7 separate regions of the Homo sapiens genome follow, and all the other regions are linked to region 1. A link is an interaction called in ENCODE POLR2A ChIA-PET data of the cell type or tissue named here. Cell type or tissue: CD4-positive, alpha-beta T cell. All regions are shown on one strand.

Region 1 (4,000 bases):
CTAACTACCTCTGCTGCTCAGTTTTTGACTTAATTCAGTGAGCAAATTGGAGTAGACTTCCTGGTCAGGTGACATCATTGATATGAGAACAAGTTGGAACTGTTACTGGCCCCCCTGAGAATCTTTTTCTCTATGGCAGTTGATGCTGAAAATCTGTGGGGTGCGTGTGCGTGTGTGTGTGTGTGCAGGGTGGTTGTACAGGAGGAAGGGGTGGTATGGGGGCCCAGCAAGGGCAGGCATTTGCTAATGCATTCTAGCTCTCACCTTCTCAAAAAAAATTTTTTTTATAATTTTTTTTTAAAATTTTTTAAAAATTTTTTATAATTTTTATGAGATCTGAATTCCCAAATGCAAGATACAGAGCAGCTCTCAAACTTTTATAATGAGATTTGAATTCCCAAATGCAAGATACAGAGCAGCTCTCAAACTTAAGTTCTGAGTTTTCTAATCCAATAATATAATTTCATAATACTAACTTTGATAATACAACTGTATAGAATGACTCAGCATCAATTATTGAATCAGAATTTGAGTAAGCTGCAAAATTTATCTAAGTTTCCTCACACTTAAATTAATAACCATAATAATGATAATTCAATGAGATAAGATAAGAGGCTAGCATGGGGTTAGATTCATAGGAAACGGTCAATAAATTGTGACTCATGATTATTTGGTTTGAAAGGAGGCACAGAAACAATAGCTATGTGGCCTTCAATAAACTATATAACCTCTCTGATTCTCTTTTTTAATGCACAACTCATATTTAATATTCTATCCAAGGTCATTCTCCTCTCCTGCTGGAGGCTAACTTGATCACCTTAATAGCTTGGGGTTGAGGGTGCGACAGAATGGTCTATCTCATCATCGCCTTCCCCTCTGTTGTCCTGGGTTAGCTGCTCATAAGGAGGGCAGTGTTAGACATGAGGGAGGCAGGTGACTCAGATGCATGCCTTCAATGAATGGAGCTAGGCAACAAGGTATGGACCAGACACTGAATCAAGCCAGACAGAGTCAAAGGGAGTATTTGAGATGAAAGGTGTCAAGTACGTGTTGTGCAGGGCCTCGGAGTGATTCCTACATTAAGAAAGTAGCTGTGGAAACTTTACCCATCCCAATTCCAGCTCCTGAAGGTGGGGCTGGCAGGGGACTTAGAGAAGCAGCCATGGGTAGATACCATGGGTGGCTGCTGAGGGGAGGCACAGAGCTTTCCCCAGCGGAAGTAGGCTTTGATAAACTCTGGAGTGCTTCTAAGGAGCTGGTAATTTTATCTCTGGAGGTCCAGGACCTCTTCAGTCATACACCTGAGTCCGTTTTGGATCATTGAGGTGGTTTTCTGAGGGATGGTGTGGAGAGTCGGATGGGGTGACCTCTGAGCTTCAGTGCATCACAAGCAGCGGCCTTCTAACCTCAGATCTGAGGTCTTCTTCTTCAAGGCACAATTTATGCAGAGCTGCTTCCTGAAGGGTGGAAATAAACATCCCTCCAGCGACCCCACGCCACCATACTGGTACAGGTGAATCCAGGTTCTGTGTGTTTAAAAGGAAAAGAATTCACAAAAGACAAAAGAGCGTGTACAAGTATGTGGAATGGGTGAAGGAAGCTTCTCCCCTGCTCATCTGTGAGCCTGTGTGTGTGTATATGCAAACCTCTGATCTGTGTGCAGCCACTTCTCCCTCCCCTCCGCAGGTGTCCCTGAGTCACAGCCCTTCCTTCTCAAAGAATTGCCCCAATTTGCCTTATAAGGCAACACTGAGGCTTCTAATTTCTCTTCAAGCTAACGGAAGTAAAATAGCAGGTGCCAAGAGGCGTGGCCCAGGGTCACATTGCCAGAGTGACTCAGCAAGAATCATTTTGGAAAGCAAGCCCCAGTGTGGCTGCTCATTCTTCAGCAGCCTTTCCTTGATAGATACCGGAGGTTTGCCCTGTGCTGCCTGCTGCTCCCTGGAGCTGCCTGGCAATTGTCCCCAACTTGCTTGCCTGCTCTGCCCATGCCCTGGAGTCAACAGACAATAATACCCTGCCCCTTGGAGAACCTTCAGGAGGCTCCTTGTGGGTGTCCCAGTAGGAGCCAGGAGAGGTGTGGTGGGCATGCCCTTGACATCTCATCCATCAACCCACCAAACTATTCCCAGAAGGCCCAGCCTGCTTCGGAAGACCCATCAGCTAGCTCAACCCCAGGCACCTCATTCTGGAAACAATAACCTTGTTTGCCTCCATTTCCCCACCTCTGACTAATGAAAATTATTACCCCAGCGAAGGGGATGGACTGGAGGGGAAAACTGGGGTCCTGGATACCAGTCAGAAGTGAGATGGAGATGATATTGGGAGGAGAGGAAAGATAGATGTGAGATACACCATGAAGGACAATGACAAGGCTTGATGACTAACTACACAGAGATGACAGGCACATGGAGGCTGAGGCCAGGATTCTGAACATGGGGATAATGGTCCTGCACCCATTTTCCAGCCATTGCTTTGGATTTCATTTCCACTTGTTTTTTATTCCTTTTGGATAGCGTAGAAAAGAGTAACCTTGATACAAGAGGACATGGGCTCTGTGTCCTCCTTGTAGAGAAGTCGTCCCACTTCCAAGGGCTTCACTTTGTCATCTATAAAATGGGGAGAGAGGCCAGGTGCGGTGGCTCATGCCTGTAATCCCAACACTTTGGGAGGCCGAGATGGGTGGATCACCTGAGGTCAGGATTTTTGAGACCAGCCTGGCCAACATGGTGAAACCCTGTCTCTATTTAAAAATACAAAAATTAGCCGGGCATGGTTGTGAGCCCCTGTAATCCCAGCTACTTGGGAGGCTGAGTGGGGAGAATTGCTTGAACCCAGAAGGCAGAGGTTGCAGTGAGCTAAGATTTCACCACTGCACTCCAGCCTGGGTGACAGAGCAAGACTCCATCTCAAAAATAAATAAATAAATAAATAAAAATAAATAAAATGGGGAAAGATCGCTCTTCATTTATCCAAAGAAAATAATGAAAATGAAATGTTTGTAAGCTAGGCCAAATAAGTGCAAGATATTATATGTAGAGAATTGCAGCCTCATTCTGTCTAGCAAACTCACTCTTTCCCTTGTACCTCGTACCAGGTCTCAAGAAACACCAAAAAGGGCCTGAGGGTCACCTTCCTTGCTCCTACACCCACCTTGTGGCCACTTTGTGAATGGCATGCTACAGGGATAGTAAGCAGAAACAAAGAGAAAGAAAAGACTTGGCAAAATTACAAATAGAAAATGATTTGTTGGTTATCCCCCAATTTAGTTAATAAGTCAATGCATTGCCAGTCAAAAGACCTTGATAAGATGGTTCTAAAATTCATATGGAAAAATAAATGAGCAAGAATAAACAAGACAAATTTGAAAAATAAGAAAGAGGGAGAGAATAATAATATTGGAAAGCTGCAGTTATAGGCCTGGTGTGGTGGCTCACACCTGTAATCTCAGCACTTTGGGAGGCCAAGGTGGGAGGATTGTTTGACCCCAGGAATTTGAGATCAGGGTGAGCAACATAGTGAGACTGCGTCTCTATTTTTAAGAAGAAAAGAAAAAAGAAAATGATTAATGTGACAGGTGGCATTTTCCAAAGGCAGCCACAGTGATATCTCCAATCCCACTTGCTCTTGCAAAATGACCTTTCTATGTCTCATTAGCATTCAAATGTCAGAGCCAGCATTCAAAGCTAGGCAGTTGATAACATCCCAAATCAAGCCCATGACTACTCACCAGCATTGTTCTGAGTAACCAATGCTTTCAATAACCCTACTAGGTAACACTCCTGGTATACCCACTGGAAAGCAAAGGAGACTCATAGAAGAATTGCAAATTGTACTTGATAGGAAAGGAAGAAATAAAGAACAGAAGACAGGGATTTTATGAAAAAATATTTGATCTCATCAGTAATCAAGGAAATAAAATTGAAACAAAGATGAGATGTGATGTCATAACTACTAAATTACAAAACTGAAAAATAAAAGAAATTGTTGTTACTACAAA
Region 2 (4,000 bases), 140 kb before region 1:
CCAGCCGTTTTGCAATCAATCCCTGCTCTCACCCTCAGTCCTGGCAACCACTGTCTCTACAGAATTGCCTTTTCTGGATATTTCTTATGCACAGACTCATATAATTTGTTGTCTTTTGCATTCAGGTTCTTTCACTTAGCTGAATGTTTTTGAGGTTCTTTGTGTGGCATGAATCAGTCCTTTGCTCCTTGGTGTTGCCAAGTAGTATTGCGCTGTTTGGCTTTCCCACATTTTGTTTATCCAGTAACCTGTTTGTGGCTTCTGGATTGTTTTCAGTTTTGACCATCATCTATAATACTGCTAGAAACATTCACATTCAAAAACTGTTATGGACGTGTGCCTTCACATCCCCTGAATAGATTCCCAGGAGTGGAATTGCTGGGTGCTATGGCAAGCTTATGTGTAACTTTTTAAGACGCATCCAGTTAAGGGGTTAAGGGAGGGTAGCTACCCTCTCTGTTGAAGGAAAGTTCATTTTCTTCTTGTTTTTCTTCTTGTGTAGCTCCAGGTTAGGTGGACAGGCACCCTCTGTTCTCACTGGTATCGTGACCTGGTTGAGGAGCCAGCAGGACAGAGCTGTTACTTTTTGTCTGGCCTGACTTTGGGCACCCAGGGTAAACTGGAAATAACATGCCCCAGCCAGACCTCTGTGCGCACTTGGAAGGAGCTCTCAGGTCTCCATCTGTTCCCTGCCTCCATGCTGCTGCTGTTCCTCTCTAGGTGTTGTTAGTGCAGGATTTTCTTGGGCCCTTTCCGCTCCCTCTGGGGCAGGCTGTTCCATATGCATTGAGTTGTGAGACCAACAGCTTTCTTCAGTTTAGCCTTGCCTATCCTACATCTTGCAGAAATCCGTCTTCCCCCCAAATGGCATGCAGATAGAATCCTTCTTTACTTTTACTTTCATTTTAGATCTCCCCTTGTTATTATTGAGCTAGTCCCTTTGTCATTTTAATGGAAATTTGGAAATGGAAGCTCTTGCCATGAGGTCACCTAGAATTCTAGGTGGTCATTCCTTCCTGAGTTCCCTCACAGACCACCCTTGGGCTCCCTCCGGTTTCTGCTGCCCTTTCTCTCTCTCTGCCAGTAAGTGTTGGGGTAAAAGCTGACTTTACAGGAAATACTATCCATACTGGCAGCCTCAGTAAGTCCCTCAGTTCTTCCCATTCATCAGCTGATAAAGTGACAGTGCAGGGATATGGAGGCGGATCTGTCTGGGAGGGAATGTGTACGTAAGTGGTATAACATCTGTGTAGTGTCATTCCGCTGTGCTCTGAGGAGTAACAGGTCTGAAATGCAGACCTTGGAAAATAGACAAGTTGAAGTTTAGAGCAATAGTTGACATGTAAAAAAAAAAAAACCCAACAAGCCTATTGAATTTATTTTTAAGCCTAATAAAATATTTAAAAAGATCATTTATTATATCAACATTCCAAACACAACAGAGAAAATATAATGAACCCCCATGTAGACCCACTACTGAAGTTCAACAGAATATTTCGTCACATTGTTTTATCTATCCCTTTCTTTTTCTTTTATTCCCTTTTATGCTAAGATATTTTAAAACAAATCCCAGACACATTTTCCCCATGCTTAAGTATGCATCCTTAAAAATATGGAAATTTTATTTTCTAGCCACATTGTCCTGATCACGCCTAACAAAACTAATCAATAATTCATTGGTATCATCTATCCTTTATCCATGATCAAATTGTCTCAGTTTTTAATGAAATCTTTTTATCAGGTTGTAGAATAGGAGAAACATATTATGACTCGTTTCCTGGGCCCACCCCACTGCTAGCATTATTCATTGGTCACTTTAACTCTCAGTAGTGTTAAAGTTTAAAATCACTGTTCCCTAAGACCTGTAGAGGCCCCAGAAACTGACTGGAGTGACGTCTGTTAGGCTGTAATGGCTTGTAGCCTCCTCAAGGGCCAGTGCTTGATGGTAGTTGCCAGTACTTGAGCATTGCCCTGGAAGGGTCCTTCCTGTGAATTACTCAGGCCATATAATTCATCCATGCTTATGCAATACAAATATTTCAAGCATCCTAATGCACTTATTTATTTATGAATGCTAGTGACTAGTGAACCAAAACCTCTTACCTAAAATAAATGACTAGCTTTGGCAATGGAGGGGTCAGTACTTCGATTGCTCTTCCTAATGTAACACACCACTAGGGTGTTGGGCAGAGCTTACTGCACTAATTATCCTGCAGTCCTACCTGATGAGAATTGTTCTTCCTTACACTAACGCCTGGGAAAGCAGGTAGCTTGCATATGCAGTTAACCAGCTACATTGTCAAAGAATTTTCTACAGAGAAAATTTGCCCTCTGATTGCCAAATCTCCACTTTGCCTTGTGCTGAGGAAGAGGCAGCTCTGGGGCAGTGTTCTTCCGCAAGCTTCTTGTTATTACACGTGGCTTCCTGTTATGCAGAGACAGGCGGAGAGGGCTGGGTAAGGTGTTGCAACTGATGGAGACACACAGACCCACAAGAGGCAACTGCACTCTAAATTCCTAAGAAACACGAAAGCCACAAAACATGAACACTGGAGGGGTGGCCCTGGAGAGGCACCCTAGGTGAAACAAATTTGCTGGCGTGCAAAAAAACCTTGCAATATTTGTTGCTGGCTCAGGTTTCCAGAGCTGCTGATAAGAAAGAAGTAACAGAAAGCCAGTACTCCTCTCTCTCTCCCCTTCTCTCTCTCTCTCTCTCTTGTTCTCACTCTCTGTCATTCTCTCTCCCTCTCTCTTGTTCTCACTCTCTGTCATTCTCTCTCCCTCTCTCTTTTTCTCTCTCTCACACACACAGATAATTTCTCTCCCTCTGTCTCATATTGCTACCAAGACAGCATTTTTTACCTCTTCCTGCAGAACACATAGTTATTGGTGCCAAGCCCCTTTCCAAAGCAGATTCTTTTCCTTTAGGTTGACATAGTCACTTGTCAAACAATAAAGGGCATTTCTAGAATCCATAGAACATGGGAAAATGAAATCTGCCCAATTCCGGAGTATTGAGGCAGGCATTTAGGGAACAACTTTTAGATATTTCTATGAATTCGGTTATACAAATTTGTCTCAAGGGTGAGTGCCCTGGGAAGACCCGTGTGGTTTAATTTCAGGGTACAGAGAGAAGGCTCCTTTGCTGTCATCAGTCTCACAGTAAAGATGCCTTTTGAAGGGGCAGTGCTTTTCATACTAAAGTTAAAAACGAAACTCAAAAGAATGATGGGTGCTTTTCAATGGGGGGGTGGCGTTTGCTTTGAAGACAGAAAAGGGATACAGAAAGCGAGCCTGAAGTTTCTGAAGTCACATGTCCTAATTTCCTTCTGGGTGGAAACTGAGGGCCATCATCCCGCAGTCTGATAACAGGATAGGTGGGGGGTCTGCATGTATGTATGTGTGAATGTGGCAGGGGCGTTGCGTGTGTGTATGTGTGCGGGGTGTGGGCAGGGACGTATGAATCTGTTTATCATTTTCAGGTGGTAGCAATGCCAGGTCTGCTGTTTCAGAGAGCTCCCCAGTCGGCTCCTTCCTCAGCTGTGGTGTGGGCCTGACTGCCGGCCCACGGTAGCTTAGCTCACTCTCTCTCCCTCCCATGCCTCGGCCACGTGGGACCTTGCTCAGAATCCCTAGGTCTCTCCACATGAGCTTGGGTAGCAGCTGGTAAGACGTGGCAGGATTACCTAATATGTCCGTTTTCTTGTTGGGGTATCAGCACAGCCTCAGTGGTGGGCTTGAGGTTTCAGTACCATTTCTCTGTCACTGTGTTTTCGAGGCCTGCTGAGCCTTGCAGAGCATACACTGGCGGAAATAGCACAAAATTGTTTGTGCACAATCTAGAGGCAAAATGGGTGGGGCTGAGGCAGCTGCTTCACATGATAGGTTAGGAGTAGTGGCTTTGTTCCCAGCTCAGTGAAAGGTGGCATGGTCTCTCCTGTCCACTTCACTCTGGATTCTTTAACCCTGTGAATTACTAGACATGGATTCCATCTCCAAT
Region 3 (4,000 bases), 180 kb before region 1:
CTGCATCACCTGCACAATCATGCGCAGTGAGCTGAGCAGGCCACGCTGGTGCAGACCTGCTGTCTCACTCACCTAGACCATTGCAGTCAGCTCTAAGGTCTCCGCTTTTACCCTTGCCCTACCACCTTTCAGTCTGTTCTCAATGCGAGGCCACAGCGATCTTTTATTATTTTATTATAATAATAATAATAATTATTGAAACAGAGTCTCTCTCTGACACCCAGGCTGGAGTACAGTGATGTGATTGTGGCTCACTGTAGCCTCAAACTCTTGGGCTCACACATTCCCCCCATCTCAGCCTCCTGAGTAGCGGCGATTACAGGTGTATGCCATCCTACCTGGCCAATTTTTTTCTTTTCTTTTCTTTTAGAGATGGGGCCTCAACTGTGTTGACCAAGCTGTTTAGAATTCCTGGGCTCAAGTCATCCTCCTCAGCCTCCCAAAGTGCTGGGATTACAGGCATGAGCCACCATGCCCAGCCTGATTATTTAAAAGTATACATCAAATCAAGGCACTCCTCTGCTGTAAACCTCACTCTAAGCAAAAGCCAAAGTTCCAGCAAAGTCCTATGAAGCCCCATACAATTCGTCCCCTATTACCTTGTTGACCCATCTCTTGTTATCTTCCCCTTCCTCCTTTTGCTGTGAACACAAGACCTCCTTGGGGTCTCTTGAAGTGCTAGGCCTCCTCTCACCTCTGGCAGAGCTCTTGCACTCACACCTCCATCTGCTGGAAGGTTCTCCCACATAGGTTTACCTGGCTCATTCTCAACCTGGCTTAGGTCTTTACTCAAATGTCACCTATTCTGTGAAATGTCACCTTCGCTGTCCAACTATTTAAAAATGCAATCTCCCTCCCCTCTCCCCTCAATCTGACATTTCTTTCACCCCTTCCCGTAGCACTTTTTCTTTTTCTCCACAGCCCTTACCACCATCTAACACGTTACATTTATTTCACTTATTTATTTTCTTGTCTCTTTCCTCATTAGAACAAGCTCCACAAAAGCAGGCGTTTTCATCTGTCTTCTTGTTGGCTGTGTTCTCAGCACCTAGAGCACTGCCTGATCCCTAATAGGTGAACGGTTCCTTTATATTTGTTGAATGAATGAGTGGCAGGAGGCAGAGTGGGTCTATTATGTGGAAATATATGAGATTGTTCTTGCCAGTCAAAAGCTGTCAAATATTGGCAGCTTCACGTGGTTCAAATTAATGTAACGTAATACAGAACAATGGCCAAAAGGAGGTGTTACGTGAGGGACATTTGCTCCTGATTTGCTCAGTGTGCTCCTTCCTGTTGGAAAACATGAGATTCTTTTATAATCCCCTGGGAACGAATTTCCCATATAAATAGACATTTCCCTTCCTGAGCCCATCATTCACAGAGCAGCCTTCTTCCAGGTAGAGCACCAGCAGTAATAATGCCCGTCTTGGCCTTCAGGCCTCCAGATATAAATTTTTTGGCTATGGGACAATTTTTTTTGGCTATGGGACACTTAGAAAAAATAAAGATCAATAGACTATCAAACTGTAGCCAGACATCAGATCCAATGCCAGGGACCTTGGCAAAGGTGACATCAGTAACGAGAGGAGGTGCCTCCAACTGACTGCTCAGGGCTGGGAGGAACAAGCCTCTGTGGTCTGAGCCCAGGAGCCTGCACCCCATCCACTGGGCTCACACAGAGTGTTCAGAGCCCAGAAATCTCTTCCTCTGCCAGGTCTGCCTCTGCTGAGCTTGCAAAAAGGCATAGTCCTATTGCACAAATCTTTTTTTTTTCTTTTCCTTTCTGTTTTTTTTCCATATACCCAAGGGAATGGGAATAAAACCTTAATTTTGTGCCTTGTAAATACAGCTTTTAAAAAGATATAGACTATTAAAATCCAAATAAAAAAGATCTTTACGTTTGGTGTCTCCAAATGCTATATTCCAGGACGTACATGCTGAGGCATCTGTCAGTCAAGACCACAAGATACAGCCATCCGGCCTATGCACTTAGTATTTGCTAAAAGCGTGGTTACTGGTTGAGTGCGTCTGCAACACGGGGGCCCACGTTCAAATGCCTGCACGAGCCAGGTGGGAAATACAAGCGAGTGAAACTGGCTGACTCACGGCCACAAAGAAATGTGTTTCCTCCCAATCTGCTTGACTTCAGGCCATCTTTTTTTCCCCTCACTTTTGGTTAAGATGTGGGTACAAAAAGTATTATGCTTTTCTTCTTAAATCTATTAGAAGGAAAATATCAATACAAGTGTGACCACAATAGCACCTGGCACAGTCTCCCAGGAATGTAAAGGTTTGTGCCAATTTAGGGCACTTGATCTGCCTCAGAGGGTCTGCCTCTGCGGAGCTTCCATCTGCTGATTAACAGGGCATCACCCTACTTCACAAAGGCCTGTGTTCAGAGAAACCTCCCCCGGCTTTGTGCCATGGCCAGGGACCTCCTGACAAAGGTAGACCCTCACCTTCTGACTCTCCTGGAGTCTGTTCTTCACTCTGACCCAAACTATGTCAAGTTCAGAAAACTGATTTCTGCCTCTCCCTCCATCCATTTATCTGATGCTCATCCGTGAGGCAGCTGGAATAGGATTGCTCCATTCCCCTGCCCAGGCATTGTTTTAAATCCCTGCAGAAAACAACAGCTACAACCATCATGGTAATGAGGGATGACGGTGACAACCACAACCTGGAGAGCTCGATGGAGAAGGAGAGGGAGAGATCTGGTGACAAGTGACTCTCTTCAGCAGATCTAATCACTCCTAGAAAGATGTGACTGCCTTTTCATGCACAGCATCACTTAAAAGTTCTAGAGAACTAGGCAAGGGGTAGGGGAAATGCAGCTGAAGTACATAGAAAAAAGTCTGCTGGAAATTTGAAATGATACTGAGTACAATGTACATCAGAAAGATTAAATGGAAATAAGGCAAAAGTAGGAAAGTTTCAGTCAAAGTTGAAGGCTTGAGTTTTAGCTGGATGTGGTCTTGAGGAAATGCAGGTTCAGTGGGACTACATCATCGGATGTTTCACGAAGCAGGAATTCTGCTTTGGAAAACCAAACCAGCCAATAAGCAAATGAAAAGATGCTTAACATCATTAGTCATCAGGGAAATGCAAATCAAAACCCCAATGAGATAATAACATTTCATCCTAACCATCCACTAGAATGGCTAAAATAAAAAAAGACTGATGATAACAAGTGTTGGGGAATACGTGGAAAAAAATGAAACCCTCATACATTTCTGGTGGAAATGTAAAATGGTGCAGCTACTTTGTAAAACATTTTGGTGGTTCCTCAAAAATTTAAACATAAAGTCACCATATAACCCAGAAATTCCACTGCTATGCCCATACCCAAGAGAGATGATTTTTTAATAAAAAAAAAACTTGCTTATTCAATTGAAAATAATTTTTAATAAAAGCAATGATAATGCCATTTTGTCAGGGGAAGATAATAGTTTATAAAACTTGTGCACAAGGCCAGGCATGGTGGCTCACACCTGTAATTCCAGCACTTTGAGAGGCTGAGGCAGGAGAATCACTTGAGCCCAGAAGTTTGAGACCAGCCTGGGCAACATAGTGAGACTCCAATCTTTATAAGTAATATAAGTAAACATAAGTAAATAAATAAATAAATAAAATTTAAAAAACTTGTGCACAAATGTTCATAGCATCATTTTTCATAATAGCCAAAACCTGGAAACAATCCAAATGTCCATCCACTAAATGAACAGATAAACAAAATTTGATCTATCCACACAATGGAATATTATTTGGCCATGAAAAGAAATAAAGTTCTGATACATGCTGCAATATGAATGAAACTTCAAAACATGCAAAGGGAAAGAAGCCGGTCACAAAAGACCACATATTACAGTATATGACTTCATTATGTGAAATGTCCAGAACAGACACCTTTGTCCATACACAAATCTATAGAGACATAAAGTGGTTGCCTAGTGCTGGGGAAAATGAGGAGGGTCTGCTAATGGGTATGGAGTTTCTTTTG
Region 4 (4,000 bases), 160 kb before region 1:
TCTGGAGTACAGCTGTGTGATCACAGCTCACTGCAGCCTCAACATCCTGGGCTCAAACAATCCTCCCACCCCAGCCTCCCAAGTAGCTGGGACCACAGGCGTGCACCGCCATGCCCGGCTGATTTTTTTTTTTTTCTTTTTGTAGAGATGAGGTCTTGCTCTATTGCCCAGCTGGTCTTGGACTCCTGGCCCCAAGTGATTCTCCCACCTTGGCCTCCCCAAGTGGTGGGATGACAGACATGAGCCACTGCGCCCAGCCCCATGAAGCCACTTTTTTTTTTTTTTTTTGAGATAGAGTTTTATTCTTGTCACCCAGGCTGGAGTGCAATGACATGATCTTGGCTCACTGCAACCTCTGCCTCCCTAGTTCAAGCGATTCTCCTGCTTCAGCCTCCCAAGTAGCTGGGACTACAGGCACCTGTCACCATGCTCGGCGTATTTGTATTTTTAGTAGAGACTGGGTTTTGCTATGTCGGCCAGGCTGCTCTCAAACTCCTGACCTCAGGTGATCCTCCCGCCTCGGCCTCCCAAAGTGCTGGGATTGCAGGCACGAGCCACCGCACCGGGCCGAGCACTTTTTAATTTTTGGAAAATGTGTACCTCCACTGTGAGAGGCGTCTGTGTGTGTGTGTTGTGGTTTGAGTGCCCTGAATTAGTTAAAGGCATTCCTTCTTCTCTGAGGTTCCCTGCAGACCGGACTGTCTGTGATTCTGCAGATGTCAGGGCTGCACAGAAGAGGGTGGAGGCCGGGCCGGCCCCAGATCCTGCTCACACAGGGAATTAGTGTCAGAAGTGACGTGTTAAGGGGTTACTGAAACCAAAGGTGAAAGCTTTTTGCTTATAATGTGAGTAGTGAGGAGGAGGCACTAATAATAGTTATTAATGCCACTTGTCAACAGACCCCTGGAAAATAGGACAATACATCCTTTCTCTCCCAGCAAGTCCAGCTGACATTTATTTCACCCGCTTTAAGCACGAATTACCTGTGGAGTATCCTAGAAGGACTTGTTTTTGGAATAACATTGCAGACTCCAAAAATTGTCTACCATTTCTGACTCTTTCAATGTCTTTCACTTGTACACAGTGTCTCATTCCATCCTAAGAGGGGTTAAAGGATGCTCATCCTCACGCTGAGCCCAGGGAGGGTGCAGGACTTGCTCACTCACCCAGCCAATGGGGGGTGCTGGCCTAATCCCAGGCAGTATTCTGACTCCCAACCCAAACCTATTGTTGGTCCACTAGAGACTTTGGATAGAAACCAGAGGAGAATAGGAAGGGCCAGGAAAAACTCAGGCATGTAAAACAAGGAACCAATTTTAAGGGTGGAAAGCTAAGGTGGAGATACATAGCATGTATAAATACAACTAAAGAGCCACGGGCATTTGGCACATTTTAGAGGACAGTTAAGACTCTTACTATCCTCCAGTTAGCAGTAGATTTCCTCCTATTCGCACACCTGCCATTGCCATTTTCCCTTTCTGTTCCAAACGACTTCAGAATGGCTTACAATTACACCCAGCTAACATCTGTATCAGGTTTATATTCAGTGTCTTTCCCTTTGTGTCCATGGATTAGCTTCAGTAAGCCCAAAACCCTCTAGAAATTGTGTGAAAAATTATATGCATATAGGCAGATTCTCAAAGGGGCCTGTAATCTCACAAAGGTTAAAACCATTGCTTTATGTTTCCAAGTACAGAAAATCTCCTCATTAAGTAATCCTGTAATAATTAGTCTTCCTGGTCTGGACCAATCCAAGAGCGACAGCTAACCGGGAAAATCCTAGAATGGCCTGCTGAAGGCTGGTCCTGGCCAGCCACAGGCCTGCTTCCTGTTCATTGCGAGGTGTAAACTGACGCTGGGAGTGGCCACTAGATGGCGGCAAACTCAGCCAAGTTTGGCATGGGCTTCCGTTGGCGCTACCAACTGGCAAGCTGTGCAGGTTCCTGGCATCCATTTCATTAGCTTCAAAATAACGCGACCACGAATAGTTGATTGAATTTTAGACCCCACGTAAAATTCTTCTGGACCTCACTTATTGTGTTGGGGCAGGGATTTACTGTTCTTTCAATTCACTTGGTCTTTAAAGCATAGAGGGCAGGCAGCAAAATTACCCTCCACGTCCTGACATCTCTAAGGGAATAAAGCTTGGGACTGCTATAAATAAGGAAAACTTGTTAAAGTTCATGAAATCAGCTATGGAAATTGTGGAACATAAGTCATGGTTCCATTTGTTTTATAGAAGTGTAAAAAATGAAATCTGTTCTTCAAGATAGAAAAAAAAGAGAAATATTATGAATGCCATTTAAAGGAGACACCTGCCATTTCTGTTTCCAAGTTCCCCTGGGGCCCACAACCTTTTATTTGATAGTAGGTCTCCAGAAGAGCAGTGGCATTATTGTTATCTCATAGATAAATGTAATAGGCCTCCTTAGGGCTGTTTTCCCAACTCCACCTTTCTAAGGGCTCCTGACCCAGTCTCCAAGGATGGTCACTGGCTTGAACTTTGGCTTGAACATTCCCCCTTGGACATAGCCAACTAGAGCAGAATGAACAGCTGACTCAAGCTGTGTCTATTTCATTTCTCCTCAGTCTGAGGTTCACAGAGAATGGGCATTTGTAAGTGAGTCCTGGAAATCAGAGGGCACTAAGAGGAAGGCCTTTGAACTCTGTTGAGAACTCAAAACCTGCAAAATGTGCTTGATTTCTACTCTTCCTGAGCCATGATTTCCAACCCCCCAAATTTCCCTAGATTTTGTGAAATAATATACTATGCTTTAAAAATTACACACACATAAATATTATATACATAGTATATATACAAAGAGAGAGAGAGAGAAAGAGAGAGAGATATCAGGGATTCCCAATCTCATCACTATTTTGATCCAGATAATTCTTTATTGTTGGGGGCCATCCTATGCATTGTAGGGTAGTCCCTGGACTTTACCCAGTTGATGACAGCATCAATCCTCCCAGTTATGACAACCAAAAATACCTCTAGACATAGCAAAATGTCCACTTGGGGTGGATGGGGGGGGTGATAAAACCACCCCCCAGTTGAGAACTATTAGCTATCTATCCTTCTATTTATCTGTATCTAGATTAAACCAACTTGATTTGGTACCTGTTTCTTGCAACCAAGATATTAACTGAGACAATGGGAAAATAAAGACGTAGAGAAATTATCTGAAATGCTCATATAGTAACACAGCAAGTTGCTGTATGGCGGAATCAAGACTAGATCCCAGAGCTCCTGAACATTAGTGGGTTTTCTGCTACTTTCCACAAGAGAACTCCTGTGCAGGGTCTTTAACCACACCAACTTGCCCAGCATCTTGCTTTCCTTTGTATTAAAACCCAGTACTACTTGAATTATGGAAGGAAACACTCCTGGCTACATTTTCTTATTTGTTTGGGTCATCAAAATAAATAATGTGGGTGGGGATCATGGTAGGGCTTTCTTCACAGGAAGTTGAAGCAGTGTGGGTTTGTTGCCAGGCGTGGCATCGCATGGCTTTCCTTAGCACCTGTGAAAAGAACAAAGCTAAATGATGGGGTGCTATCTGTCCACTCTGAAATGTTACTCCCGGATCACTGGGGTAGATTTAGCTTGATGTTGCTCTTGAATGTAGTCTTTCCCACGTTCTCATGTTTTTTCAGGTTACTTACCTCAACAAGTCGCTGTAGAATAGTAAATATCACTTAATTTTTTTCATTCAGAACTTCAGAACTTGCATTATCTGTGGAAACATTTGAAGGTCAGGAGGAGGTGAGAATGTCAGCTCTGTGTAACAAATGTGCAATAAATGTGAGCAAATGAAAACAATGTTTTTAAATGGTCATTCGGTAAGATGTATTTTTTTTTTTTTTTTGAGATGGAGTCTCGCTCTGTCACCCAGGCTGGAGAGCAGTGGCCCAATCTCGGCTCACTGTAAGCTCTGCCTCCCAGGTTCACGCCATTCTCCTGCCTCAGCCTCCCAAGCAGCTGGGACTACAGGCGCCC
Region 5 (4,000 bases), 190 kb before region 1:
TGATGGTTTCGGTAAAAAGCCAGAGCAACTTCCTGTGCACTATCAGCTGACTGATCAGGGTTCTTTTCTAGAAATCACACACCCAGTCAGGGAAGGTCTCCATCTTCAAAATTACAGGAGTTAGACAGAAATGCTGTCCCTTGGCAGGAAGTGGCTTGAGAGATGCCACTCTAATGGGCTTCCTTGATAAACTGTGCCTTAAGGGTTTAGTGGAGCCATGGGATGAAACTGGGAAAAAACAGGAATTGCAGACATAGAAACATTTCAGTCAAAAAAAAAAAAAAAAAGAAAAGAAAAGAAAAGAAAAAAGAAAAAAAAAAGCTCCTATACTTGCTCTGGAAACTTTACTCTGTACAGAGATTAACTTCTTCTTAATTATGTAGCCATTATGTAGCCATAATCACTTTGTTGTTGGTATCATCCAAAAGGACAAGTTCTGGATGCATAATGGCTGCAGTCTGTTTTTTGCCTTTTCTTCACCTTCCTGATTCCCAAAGTCCTACAGTAAGGTGGGCAAAAATCTATGTAGTTTTAAAATTTGTAGGCTATTTTCTAATAGACTTTCTCTACGCTAGATGTTTTGGGGCATTTGAAGGTGATCCCAGTAGATTCCTCTGCTTGACCAAAATTATCTTTCAAAACTGAAATCGATTTTTATCTGGTGTCAGGATTATAACTCCCCCCTCTCCTACCTACCCCTTACCACAACACAACTTCCTTTCACCTGGGGAGTCTAAGCTGATCAAACTGCATGTGCCATTGTTTGCACACGTACTGGGCCACTGGGCAGGCAAGGAGGGGCTCCTTAAACCACACCAGAGGTTTTTGGTCCAGAACTGGTCACCACCCTCAGCATGTCACCATGCAGTGCTTTGTGGACTGAAATCCATCTGTACTCACAGATGTGGCTGAACGCAGAAACACTCAAAGCACCCCCAGACTCCAAAGCCTTACTGTGGCATAATATCCTCATTGCTTTTTCCCTCCTTATGTCCCTGGAGCTACACATGAAACTTCTTGGGGGCAACTTCAACTAATGCCAACTTGATTAACATTGGAAATAGTTATGTTTCAAATAAAAATGTACACAAGTTTTAATTGCACTGGCTACCTCAAATTTTCTGAACAAAGCTTTTTTGCATAAGAGATAAAGGTTGGTGACGCCTTTTATGAAATTGGTCCAAACTCATCAGAACTAGCAATCAAAAATTAATTCCTTGTTTTATTTTGAATTTTATACTTCATTGTAATGATCGTATTGTATATTTCTGAGCATTAGGTTTGCAACAACTCATGGATAAAGTATGGATTTCTGACCTGACCTGTAAGCAAATTACTCCTCCATTCCACACCTCTTTTCTGTGAAAAGGGATGACTTAATCTCTGCCCTATTTACATACAAAGTCATGATGACAGTCATGAGAAGGAATTGGATTTGAAATGGCAATGAAAGTCAAAGTGTTATCTTTGCCAGTGTGTGGACTCAGTTTACATTAAAGTTACAGGTTCCCACCAGCTCCTCCTCTCCCCAGGAGGTCTGGTGTTCTACGTGTAATCACTCAAGGTGAACCATGACTTTCATATCAGCAGTGAAATCAGCTGCTCTAGTTATTTCCTGTTCTGGCAGCACCCTGCTGAGCATCTCGTGATTTCAGGAGAGTAGAAGCTGGGTGGTGGAGCAGTCCAGGTTTGTCTTAAAAATACAGTTCTCCAGCTGTTGTATTGGATTTCCTCTCACAGAAACCTAAGGTCGACAGAGGATTACAAATTTGCCTTTCCATAACTTGGATCCCTTGCTCTTCTCTAGGTGTCGAGATTATAACTCTCTCCTTTCCTACCTACTCCTTCCCACGACACCACTTCCTCTCACCCAGTGTGTCCAAGCTGATCAAACTGGGTGTGTCATTGTTCGCACACTTGCTGGGCCATGGGGCAGGCAAGGAGCGGCTCCTTAAACCACACCAAAGGTTTGTGGTCCAGAATTGGTCACCACCCTCAGCACCTCAGCATGCAGTGCTTTGTGGACAGACAGCGTCCTTTCTCACTCTTTTGAGTGACCCTCCCCAGCTGGCTCAAGTTGGCCTTGCAGCCTGATAGGCCTTTTAAACAAGGAAAGGAAGGTCTCTCAGCACACTTTAACTTACTAGTTATTCAGCTTATTTTCTTAATAAGCCACAAGCTCTAAGGGCTCTTCAGAACTCCTAATTTCAACACTGGAAATTATTTTCTTCTCTTTATTAAGAATTTGCAGCCAGGCGTGGTGGCTCACATCTGTAATCCCAGCACTTTGGGAGGCCAAGGCAGGTGAATCACTTGAGGTCAGGGGTTCAAGACCAGCCTGGCCAACATGTTAAAACCCTGACTCTACTAAAAATGCAAAAATCAGCCAGGCATGGTGGCACATACCTGTAATCCCAGCTATTCGGGAGGCTGAGGCAGGAGAATCGCTTGAACCAGGGAGGCGGAGGCTGCAGTAAGCAGAGATTGCACCACTGCACTCCAGCTTGGATGACAGAGCGAGACCCTGTCTGAAAAAAAAAAAAAAAGAATTTGCTACATTCCAGACACTATATTGAGTGCTTTTTATATATAAGAAGTAAAGCTTAAAGAGGTTAAGCAACATGCCCAGGGTCACCCAGGCAGTGAGCTGAAGAGGTAGGATTTGAACCCACTCTGGCTCGAGGGCCCATGTCTCACCCTAGCTCAGGCTCCTGAACCTCCCAATTTTTCCCCATCAAGCTGGGCACATGAGCCCTCAAGGACAGCTTTGCAAAGCACCATGCAAAGTGCTTGAGGCAAATACGAGTGTCACTTGGTGCAGACACCCTCAGGCCAAGGTCAACAGCCACATAGGCTCCCCACTCTCCAAACGGGAGAGGTGCGCTAGGTCTGGAGTTCAGCTGGAAACACGTGGGCCTGTGCTCCAGCAGAGGGCTCCCATCACCTCTCTGCTCTCTTTTTTTATGAAGCAAGGGTGACAGCGCCTCTGTTTTGCTTCTTGAACCGGCCATTCCAGTGCTCATTTAGATGCACCGGTAATGGTTCATAGGAGTGTAGAATATCCAGCAAATTCCACGATGCTGGGTGTGGTCATGGGAGGCAGTGGTCATAAATGAAGTTCTTGCTGTGGGATTGTCAGGGAATCCAGCACATGACAAAGGGAGTTATCCATGATCATAGTAGTCTGTGATCATTCCCTTGGAAGAGACAGACAACTTCATGCCTTGAGAATGTTTTCAAGAAAGTGAAGTTCCCTAATCGGGGGCAGGGAGCCTATAAAGTTAGCCTTCTAGTTGTGGGCCATGCCACATCCTGGTGGGATGCAGCCCAGCTCACTCAAACCACATGCCGCTTAGCTGGTAAGCAGTCCATCTCTGTGTCACATAGATTCCCTGTTGGGCTTCCCAGTCCTTGGTGGCTGTTTCATGACTGTGCTGAGTCCTGCAGGCCTCTATGGTCTGTTGTATAATATTATGGCTCCTGCATCCAGAGGCTTCTTGGGCTTCTTCATTCCAAATGCTTTTCTCAGAAGCTGTCTTTTCTGTGCGGCACAGTCCCACACTGCTAGCTGAGAGGATGGGGACTGTGAGCACCTGCTAACTCTTCTATCCCTAGTCCCAGCCTGTGGAAGTGATGGCCCTGGTGTTTTCTCTAGCAGAGTATACCAACGTGGAATGAATGATGCCTGACTAGGCCTGCAGAAGGGGTCAACCAGGCCCTTCAGGGTGGTTTATTTCATTTTGGAAGGAGGAGGAGAGACCCTAATTGTTCAGGTGTAGACACATCTGATACTGGGAAATGGGTGATGTGGGAGTAAATCTCTCTCTCTCTCTCTTTCTCTCTCGGTGGGGCAGGCTCTCACTCGGTTGCCTTGCTGGGGTGCAGTGGCACCATCTCAGCTCACTGCAGCCTGGACCTTCGGGCTCAAGTGATTCTCCCACCTCGGCTACCTGAGTAGCTGGGACTACAGGTGTGCCACCACGCCCAGCTAATTTTTGTC
Region 6 (4,000 bases), 200 kb before region 1:
ATTACAATTTGACAGGAGATTTGGGTGGGGACACTGAGTCAAACCATATCACCTTCTCTCTTCCTGGAGCACATCAACTGATCTTCCAAGGACTCTGAGAATACCCTTCTCTTTGCCATTTTAACTAAGTCAGCTTCATTCCCACCCTCAGATCCCTCCGTTGGACTCTTCCCCCCAGAGTTTATAAGTGCATGACAGTGAGAGTTCATGCCCATGTTGTCTACCATTATATATCTAGTTCTAATACAATGCCTGAAACCTAGAAGGCATTCAATAATGACCTCAAGGCCTTCATATCTGTGTTTTCTGTTCTGAAGTACCCTTCCTCCACATATTCACACCACTTGCTCCTTCATATCAGTTCCCTGAGCTCCTCTCCCCTGTCACCTCTTCCAAGAGACCTTCCCATCACACTCACCCATAGCTCTCTTTACCTTTAGGTAAGCCTTCATTATGTGAACTATTTTATATATTCCCTTAAGGAACATGAGCTCCATGAAGGCAGTGGCTTTGTTCATTGCTTTATGTCCAACACTGAAAGTAGCACTTAGAACATAGTGATACTTCATAGACATTTGTTGAATGAATGAATGTAGAAAGCCAGGGAATGTAACATTAAAATCCAAAGTGAAATTGCTGTGAAGAAGACTAGAAAATAAGTTTGCATTAATTGCCAATTATTAGCAGCGTGAGAACAGACTAATACAAATGCAAACTCATTTTTCAAAAAACTCCCTGATTTAAAAATTACAGGTATATGTATAAATATATGTGTATGTGTCCATATGTAGACACAGACACATAGTAACAAATTATAACAAACCAGTGTAACAAATCAGTATGGTTTTGTAGTGTGACAGTTGACTGTAAAACAGTATTAATATGCTTTGTAAAGAACGAAGGGTTGCCGGAAGGTATTATATTATGTGTTTATAATATCTTCCTAGATAGAAAAAACTATGTAAATCTTTTGTTCCCTTGTCCTATGTGTGCTTTGACTGACCCATGACTACTTGGGCAAATTTTGGACTGCTTCCTTTGGTAGGAAATAACTGAGACCATACATTTGTAAGGCATCTATCTGGCCAAGGTCATGGACATAGCCTAGAGCCTTGAAATCATTTTTCTTGGGGAGCTCTAACTAGTGTAAATAGTGCTCTGGCCAATGACAACCAACCTTTTAGTCTCTGAATCGACATGAAAAAATCTCTTCTTTTGCCAGGGATGGATTTGATCCATAGACCTCAGGACTATGGGCTCAGTGTGCTCTGTGTGTCATTCAGCACTGTGCCCTGGCTTCCCTGCCATCATGCACAATGAATGGCTGTGAACAGGTTGGGAGTTGTTGGGAAAGGCTAAGACCTGTCTTCCCAGTTGATGTGGACCGGACTTTCCTACCAGCTCACATTTGGCAAGAAGATGGCCCTCGATGTGTACAAAGCTCAGATGCAATTTTGTCACTGGGTGGGTCAGCTGGCTGCTCACCAGCTTCAGAAAGAATGCAGTGGAACTAGGAAAATCTTTAGGGACAAGAAATAAGAAAGCTCAAGATGAGAAAGCAGCAAGATCTTTGGAAATTTGGGTATATTGCTGAAAATCTCTCGGAATTGCTGTTATTGGTTCCTGAAAATCTTTTAGGAGAATAGGAACCATGAAGAAAAGATAACATAATTAATAACATTTTTGTTGTTGTTCGAGGAAACAAAGCTATAGGTCCCATTTAAATAACCAAACATATTGAGTCAGGTTGATCAACCGTTCTCCATTTCTTTCCCTACTAAGCCTGAATAAGTGATATAGGTTTAAACTATGGCAGTCAGAGTTTGCATTAAACCTAACACATAGCTTCGGGACCAGAGTAAACATGCCTCAGTCTTATTTCTTTGTGGGGTGGGCTGGAGAATCTGTGTTTGAATTTGGACTTGCCACGGGGAGGCCCCTCTTCCGTTCTCATCTTTTGAATCACCAGGTTCCTTGAGAAGCCAAGATCTGTCTTCCTAGTTGATGTGGACCGGACTTTCCTACCAGCTCACATTTGGCAGGAAGCTGGCCCTCCATGTGTACAAAGCTCAGGATGGGATCCTGAGGGGACAGGTGGTTTTCTGAAAGACCAGCAGAGGGAGCTAAGAAACAAGAGTTTTTTCCTTTTGTCAACTATTCCCAGTGGTTACCGATGTGGATAAACAGTCTTTTCTCTACCAGGTTATGATCTGGAACATATTAAACCAAGATCCAAACACCCCGTAATTTGGCAAGTGAGTGTGCCTTGTGTATCAGTCACTCTGTGCCTCCCTGAGCCAGCCATGTGGTCTTTGTCTCTGAGTGCTAGGAGGACAAATGCAACACAGGCCAGTCTATGTGGATGTCTGCACTGCTTTATGATCCTCCTGGGGTGGAGGCAAAGAGAGCAGAACCCAATCGCATTTTGGATTATGAGACTGTTTCGCCAATAGATTTCTCCTCAATTCTTTTGTTCTAATAAATTAAAGAATGGCTTTCCTTAAGGTAATAGTGTTAACCCTTCTGAGATGCTTTATAAAAGAGTCTGATGACAATCTCTTCATAAAGGAAGCAGCCAATTACCCAGGGCAGATAGCACGGGGTTGATTTTATGTTAGGTCAGTCAGCAAATGGACCAATCAGGTAATTTACAAATTAAAAAAAAATAGCCATAGAAAGGCAGGAAAAAAATAATAATTCAACCCAGAATTGCAATTGTAAAGAGAAAAAGAAATGCTTTTTAAAAAGTACATAAATTTGAATTCTCGAAGAAATTCATCTATGAACAGAATCCATTAAATCTCCAAACAAATGGACTAATAACAATAATTTTGCACTAATGGAAGACCTCCAGATTATTTCCTGGGCATTAGTGGGGAATGATGACTAGAACCAAATGGAACATAAGTATTATTTGAATCAGTCTTTATTCTTCAGATGTGAATGAAATAATGATTATGGACTGAATTGGGCTAAAAATAACTACAGAGCTTTTATTTATTTACTTACAGAGTCTCCTGCAATGATTCAGACTTGGCTTTACTGGCTTCTTCCATAGATAAGCACCAGCCTAGGAGCTCTCAAAGTTGTTCCAGCTAAAGGACACACTCAGCTTTTGGTCTACAGTGACTTCCAGCCTAAGTGGCTCTGGACACTGCTGGAACCCCCCGCTCCATCTCCCTCCATAAATATGTCTCTGCAGCAGGTGAGTGACAGCTCCTTCTCAGAAGGTCAGAGTCCTCAGTCATCTGGTGATTTCACAAGGCTCAAATATTTGGTCCCTGACATAAACTTGGTGGCTTTTTCTAGTTCTTATATAACTGAGAGTTAGCTAGGGGGCTGCCTGCTGCTTGAGATGGAGGCAAAATTGGCTTCAACTCTCTAATAAATGGGCCTATGGAAAGTGAAAACCAAGATCTCTGCTACATCTCTCTAGTGTGGACTCACCTTATATGGTTCTCAGAGTCTTTTCTGCCTCCTTGGACTTCCACTTCCTCCCTGGTTGTCTAGGTCATCCTATGTCAAACTTGAACTTGGCCTTTTAAGTTTCCACCACAACAAAATCATTCATACAGAATGCAGCCCCCTCCCTCTCAATGGCACCCATTTAACTTGCCTTCTTTTCTGTGCTGAATTTGCCGAGGAAATCCAATGTCTTCTCCTTTTATTTGTAGTGCATTCAGCTGCTTTCTCTTCAGCCTTGGTGCTGACCTTCATGAACATCCATGGTGCTGGTTGTGGTGGATGGGGGAGGAATGGAGGTGAATTTTCCCATAAGTCCTTCTCAAAGTATTTCCAAAGGGGAAGAGTGACTTTGCTAAGATAAATTTTGGTGCAAACCACAGGTTGATATTTTGCCAACCTCATTATGATGATTTTAACTCAATTATTAGTATTTATTTTCATTTTGAGATGGAGTCTTGCTCTGTCACCCAGGCTGGAGTGCAATGGCATGAATTATTAGTATTCTTGAAAGAATAGCTACTCTCACCTCCATTAA
Region 7 (4,000 bases), 80 kb before region 1:
CAGTGGACAGCTGATTCTTCCCCTTCTATGTCAAGCCAGCTTGGCAGAGGCCCTGGTCAGGCCCCGGACCTCTAGGTAGGTTGGTTGAGTCTTTTTTTGTTGTTATCATTCTAATTGGATGGTCTCCAAGCTCTTTTGACTGGGTAACTCATCAACAGAAAATGTTTGAGCATACACCCCCCAATATATTTATTTATTTATAAATTATATATATGTACTACTATAGTACTCCATAATGTATATTATAAAATTCACAGAACAGTAACTGAATAATGATGAGATAAAAACAAAGATCAATAGATGTTCCCAAGTGTGCTTTCAGCTCCGGAGACCCCTGACCCAGTTGCCCAGGAGGTATTACCTGTACCAAATTTATATCTTTCATCCCACTGCTCCCATAAATGTGCTTGAACTCTTGAAGCCCCGTGGCTTAATCAGTGGTTTGGAATCTATGGTTGCTGCAGTGAGAGTTTAGCCTTCCCAGCACATGGGCCTCCTCTGTCATTCCTTTTTCTCTCTGTCTTCTTCACTCTGGTTAGTCCTCCCTTCCTATGGCCAGGACTTATTACCCACAGAGTGAAAGTACAGACAGTAGCATCAGCATTTCTTGGTCCTGCTACTCAGGCCCTGCTCTACCAACGCCAGCCCCTTTGAGGACCAGATTGATGGAGAAGGAGGGCGACTCCTACGGCATTCCTATCTAGGCCTGCTTGCAGAAGATTGAGGGGAAACTCATCTGGAACATTCGTAAGAAAAGCAATAAAATATTGGGATTCCTGAGTTTTAGGTGTTTTTAAATAACAGGATAGCAAACATGGAAACACTTATTGACCACCTGACTTACGTTGGCGAGTGCCTGCATTTCTGCCAGGCACATATCCTTGTGTTCTCCCACGGATTCCTCACACTGACTCTTTGGGGGCTAAAACAGAGTTGAATATGGAAGTGGCTGCTGTCACAATTTCCAAAGAAAACATTTGTCTGAAGATGCAAAGAGGAGGCTCTCAAGTCTGTTTTGAGGCCCGTGTCATTGGCCCTTACTGGGTCCGGGAGCCAGAGCTCGTGCTGAGTGGAAGTGCCACGTTTGAATCCCAACTACCTCCTGGTCTGGCAGTGTCTCTCATTCTACTTTTTTCCACCAGTATTATGAGACAACAGAGCAGCTGTTGGCCTCAGAAGCACTAGACAGCCTAGCCTGCAAGTGTCAATCCCTCTTCACAATCAAGAGAAGAGTTTGGCTCGCTTAAGTTGCTACTATTTGCTCCTGTGCCACCTTGCATACAAGGAGAAGACAAGAAACAGGGTTTTTTTTTAGGACCCTGGGACCTTATGAGTGCAAGGGTCACACAAACCCCTTCATCCTGCTGAAAAAGGCTGGGAGGAGGGAGCCCCTGAGGGCCAGAAAAGAAGATCTGGAGTCTGATGGCACTGTTTTAATGCCCTCAAAAGGCATGCATGTGATTGCATGACAGGGTAGCTCCAGGTCTCACCTGGACCAAAGGACCAGGTTCTAGAAGGCAATATCTGGAGACTGACCTGTGTCAAGGGGTGCTGTTGGACTCTGCAGCTCCTACCTGTACTTTCAGAGCCCTTCCATGGAAAGGACTCCATCAACTTTGCCTTTTTCCCAGCCACACCCTCACCTTTATGTTAGCCGCTCTCCTCTTTGCTCATGAGCTGAGAACCCAGAAAGGTCATCAATGTGCATTTGAAAACCCCTTGCCCTCTTCCCTCCCAAACTCCTTTTCTGTCACAGCCTCAAGCATGTCCCTTATCAGGGTACTCTTATCTTAAGTTTGGGGCAGATATGATGCTTTTCCAGTAAGTCTGTACACTGGATAGGACAATTTGTACTAGGGTATTGGCTGGGATGATCCCCTTCCAGTGGATTCTGTTCAGAGCCTGCAGTCTGGAGAGACCATGTGTGGCATTCCTAGTGCATAGACAGCTGCAAAGGATGTAAACTATAAACATTTTGTTGTTGTTGTTGTTTTGACCAACTTCCTAAAACTCTGCTCAAAGGCCTGTCCCCTCAGAAAAGCACGAAGCCGGAGATTCCCAGGCTGCCCAAGGCCGCTGAGAGGGGGAGGCCAGAGAACACAGTGGCACAGCAACTGCTGGCTGGATTCCACGGGCTCTGGGCCAGAAGATGCGTGTACACGAACGCCCTGTAAACTTCCACATTCCACCACTTCCTTTCCAGATAGCAGCAGTGGTCAGGTCACGTGCTTGCCGGAGAGCAGAGAAAACACTTGGAGGCTGCTTCTGCAATTAAAATGGGCTGCATTTACAAGAATTACACAAAACCTTTCATCCTGCCAGAGAATGATGGGAGGGAGGCCCTGAGGGTGGAGCTCCAGCTGCCACTCAGAAGCTCAGGGTGGCATCTGGCCAGCAGCAGCAGAGAGGCTGGAGCCAGGGGGCTTGTGGCTCAGATGATGTCCCAGGAGAGAATATCGACACAGCTGTGTAACTGTAGCTTCTATTTCTTCTGATGCTGGAAACTCTCTTAGAATCATAGGATAAAAACTGGAAAACACTCTGATTGTATTTAATTCAACCTGTTTATTTAACGGACAGGGGAACTGAGGCCCAGAAACATAAATTAAATGGCCAGTGCTCACACAGAAATTAGGAAGAGGATTGAAGGAGGTGATTTTGGAGGGCTCCTCTAACCCATGATTCAGTGATTCTTGTGGTTCTTGCTTTCTCTCCAAGGGTTCTTTCCCCCAAACTGCAACCATGGTGTGAACCCCATTGAACATCCGTTGCTGAGTGCTTCCAGAATATAGAGCTCTCCTCAGCTCATGATCACAACCAAGACCCACCTAATATGATGCCAGTTTTTCACCTACTGTGTATTCCCAATACTATTTTAAAACACTGGTTCTCAGTCTTGGTGGCACAAGAGAATTACCTTAGGAACTGTAAACAAAAATTCTGATGCTCAGATCTTACTTCATATCAATTGAATCAGAATCTTTCGGGATGGGGCCTAAGAATTGGTAGTTAAAAGAAAAATTCCCAGTTGATTCCAATATACAATCAGGATGGTTAAATAGTTTTAAAACTGCTAAGTTTGGCTTTAGTCATGACTAATGGTAATATTAATTCTACCTGCTCCCCTTTCCCATCTCCAGTTAACACAGCTACATTCTCTGATTTACAGGCTGATTTTTCATGTGTTTATTCATCTAGGATAAGACATGATTAAGTGATACAGAATGGATTTATGTTATATGCCCATTATGCAGATGGTGAAAAGTGAGCCCAAAATTTTTTTAAAAAATGAGTATAACAGTAGCTTAGTATGAACAAATCCAAGGATTTTGAGAATTCCTAAATATATGGGGACACTGTTTACTTGCTTTAAGGATTGACTCTAAACATAGGCAAAGAAGATAAGCACTTGAGGGCCTGATTTAAAGAGTCCCGAGAATAGCTCTGATGAAAATCATCTCTTTTTCAGACTCATGTTAGATTGAGAAATCCCTACCAGTAGCCTTTGGAATATTAACCACAAACGTGATATTTCTGGGAGACTCCATGAAGCCTCCATTAATCGTTAGTATCATCTTTATATTAGTTATCTGCTTCCCAGCAGAAAGCTGTGTAATGAAGGAACGAGAGCCTGGCCAGATAAGCAGTGCTGTGGGTGGAGGAACAGATCAAGAGTATGGATGTTGGCCAGGCACAGTGGCTCACGCCTGTAATCCCAGCACTTTGGGAGGCCGAGGCGGGCAGATCACGAGGTCAGGAGTTCGACGCCAGTCTGGCCAACATAGTGAAACCCTGTCTCTACCAAAAATACAAAAAATTAGCCGGGTATGGTGGTGTGCGCCTGTAATCCCAGCTACTCTGGAGGCTGAGGCAGGAGAATCACGTGAACCTGAGAGGCGGAGGTTGCAGTGAGCCGAGATCTCGCCATTGCACTCCAACCTGGGTGACAGTGGGAGACTCTATCTCAAAAAAAAAAAAAAAGTATGGATGTTACCTAGGA

Evidence for each region. ChIA-PET counts read pairs that join two places held together with the same protein. Peaks named below come from ENCODE experiments on the same cell type or tissue, not always from the same donor. Only the 100,000 strongest peaks of a DNase experiment are listed, where the experiment ranks them.
Region 2: POLR2A ChIA-PET joins it to region 1 with 11 read pairs; 8 of 35 experiments call an interaction of 5 or more read pairs at or near these places.
Region 3: POLR2A ChIA-PET joins it to region 1 with 13 read pairs; 8 of 35 experiments call an interaction of 5 or more read pairs at or near these places.
Region 4: POLR2A ChIA-PET joins it to region 1 with 12 read pairs; 9 of 35 experiments call an interaction of 5 or more read pairs at or near these places.
Region 5: POLR2A ChIA-PET joins it to region 1 with 23 read pairs; 8 of 35 experiments call an interaction of 5 or more read pairs at or near these places.
Region 6: POLR2A ChIA-PET joins it to region 1 with 19 read pairs; 9 of 35 experiments call an interaction of 5 or more read pairs at or near these places.
Region 7: POLR2A ChIA-PET joins it to region 1 with 14 read pairs; 10 of 35 experiments call an interaction of 5 or more read pairs at or near these places.

The regions. Positions count from the first base shown.
Region 1 is chr2:68,906,842-68,910,841 of GRCh38, forward strand. No RefSeq gene overlaps it. Among named protein-coding and RNA genes, the nearest start is that of BMP10, 37 kb to the left of the region's middle. RefSeq lists enhancers at 864-2,063, 1,381-1,907, 1,430-1,479, 1,510-1,629, 1,840-1,929 and 1 more. In CD4-positive, alpha-beta T cell, CTCF peaks have their summits at 3,155 (motif pointing left) and 3,354; DNase peaks (open chromatin) are centred at 1,750 and 3,140; H3K4me3 peaks cover 310 bases; H3K27ac peaks cover 1,537 bases.
Region 2 is chr2:68,764,017-68,768,016 of GRCh38, forward strand. All of the region lies in intron 1 of ARHGAP25 (Rho GTPase activating protein 25), which reads left to right. Among named protein-coding and RNA genes, the nearest start is that of ARHGAP25, 31 kb to the left of the region's middle. In CD4-positive, alpha-beta T cell, no CTCF peak of the experiment used is centred here; DNase peaks (open chromatin) are centred at 1,915, 2,445, 3,235, 3,825 and 1 weaker place; H3K4me3 peaks cover 3,508 bases; H3K27ac peaks cover 4,000 bases.
Region 3 is chr2:68,725,146-68,729,145 of GRCh38, forward strand. It overlaps a transcript of ARHGAP25 not described here. Among named protein-coding and RNA genes, the nearest start is that of ARHGAP25, 7.7 kb to the right of the region's middle. In CD4-positive, alpha-beta T cell, no CTCF peak of the experiment used is centred here; DNase peaks (open chromatin) are centred at 1,621 and 2,046; H3K27ac peaks cover 1,471 bases.
Region 4 is chr2:68,750,052-68,754,051 of GRCh38, forward strand. All of the region lies in intron 1 of ARHGAP25 (Rho GTPase activating protein 25), which reads left to right. LOC105374790 (a long non-coding RNA gene) reads right to left here. Exons shown (of 3, transcript XR_940225.3): 2 at 3,667-3,737; 3 at 3,436-3,524. Among named protein-coding and RNA genes, the nearest start is that of ARHGAP25, 17 kb to the left of the region's middle. In CD4-positive, alpha-beta T cell, CTCF peaks have their summits at 1,863 (motif pointing right) and 2,062; DNase peaks (open chromatin) are centred at 1,890 and 3,500; H3K27ac peaks cover 3,298 bases.
Region 5 is chr2:68,720,047-68,724,046 of GRCh38, forward strand. It overlaps a transcript of ARHGAP25 not described here. Among named protein-coding and RNA genes, the nearest start is that of ARHGAP25, 13 kb to the right of the region's middle. In CD4-positive, alpha-beta T cell, no CTCF peak of the experiment used is centred here; DNase peaks (open chromatin) are centred at 55, 1,625, 1,925 and 2,910; H3K4me3 peaks cover 540 bases; H3K27ac peaks cover 3,873 bases.
Region 6 is chr2:68,707,494-68,711,493 of GRCh38, forward strand. It overlaps a transcript of ARHGAP25 not described here. Among named protein-coding and RNA genes, the nearest start is that of ARHGAP25, 25 kb to the right of the region's middle. In CD4-positive, alpha-beta T cell, CTCF peaks have their summits at 2,133 (motif pointing right) and 2,332; a DNase peak (open chromatin) is centred at 2,118.
Region 7 is chr2:68,827,231-68,831,230 of GRCh38, forward strand. The region is part of intron 3 of LINC01890 (long intergenic non-protein coding RNA 1890); the gene reads right to left. Among named protein-coding and RNA genes, the nearest start is that of LINC01888, 2.8 kb to the right of the region's middle. RefSeq lists a cis regulatory region at 1,872-2,503 and an enhancer at 2,189-2,688. In CD4-positive, alpha-beta T cell, no CTCF peak of the experiment used is centred here; DNase peaks (open chromatin) are centred at 2,181 and 2,731; H3K27ac peaks cover 2,747 bases.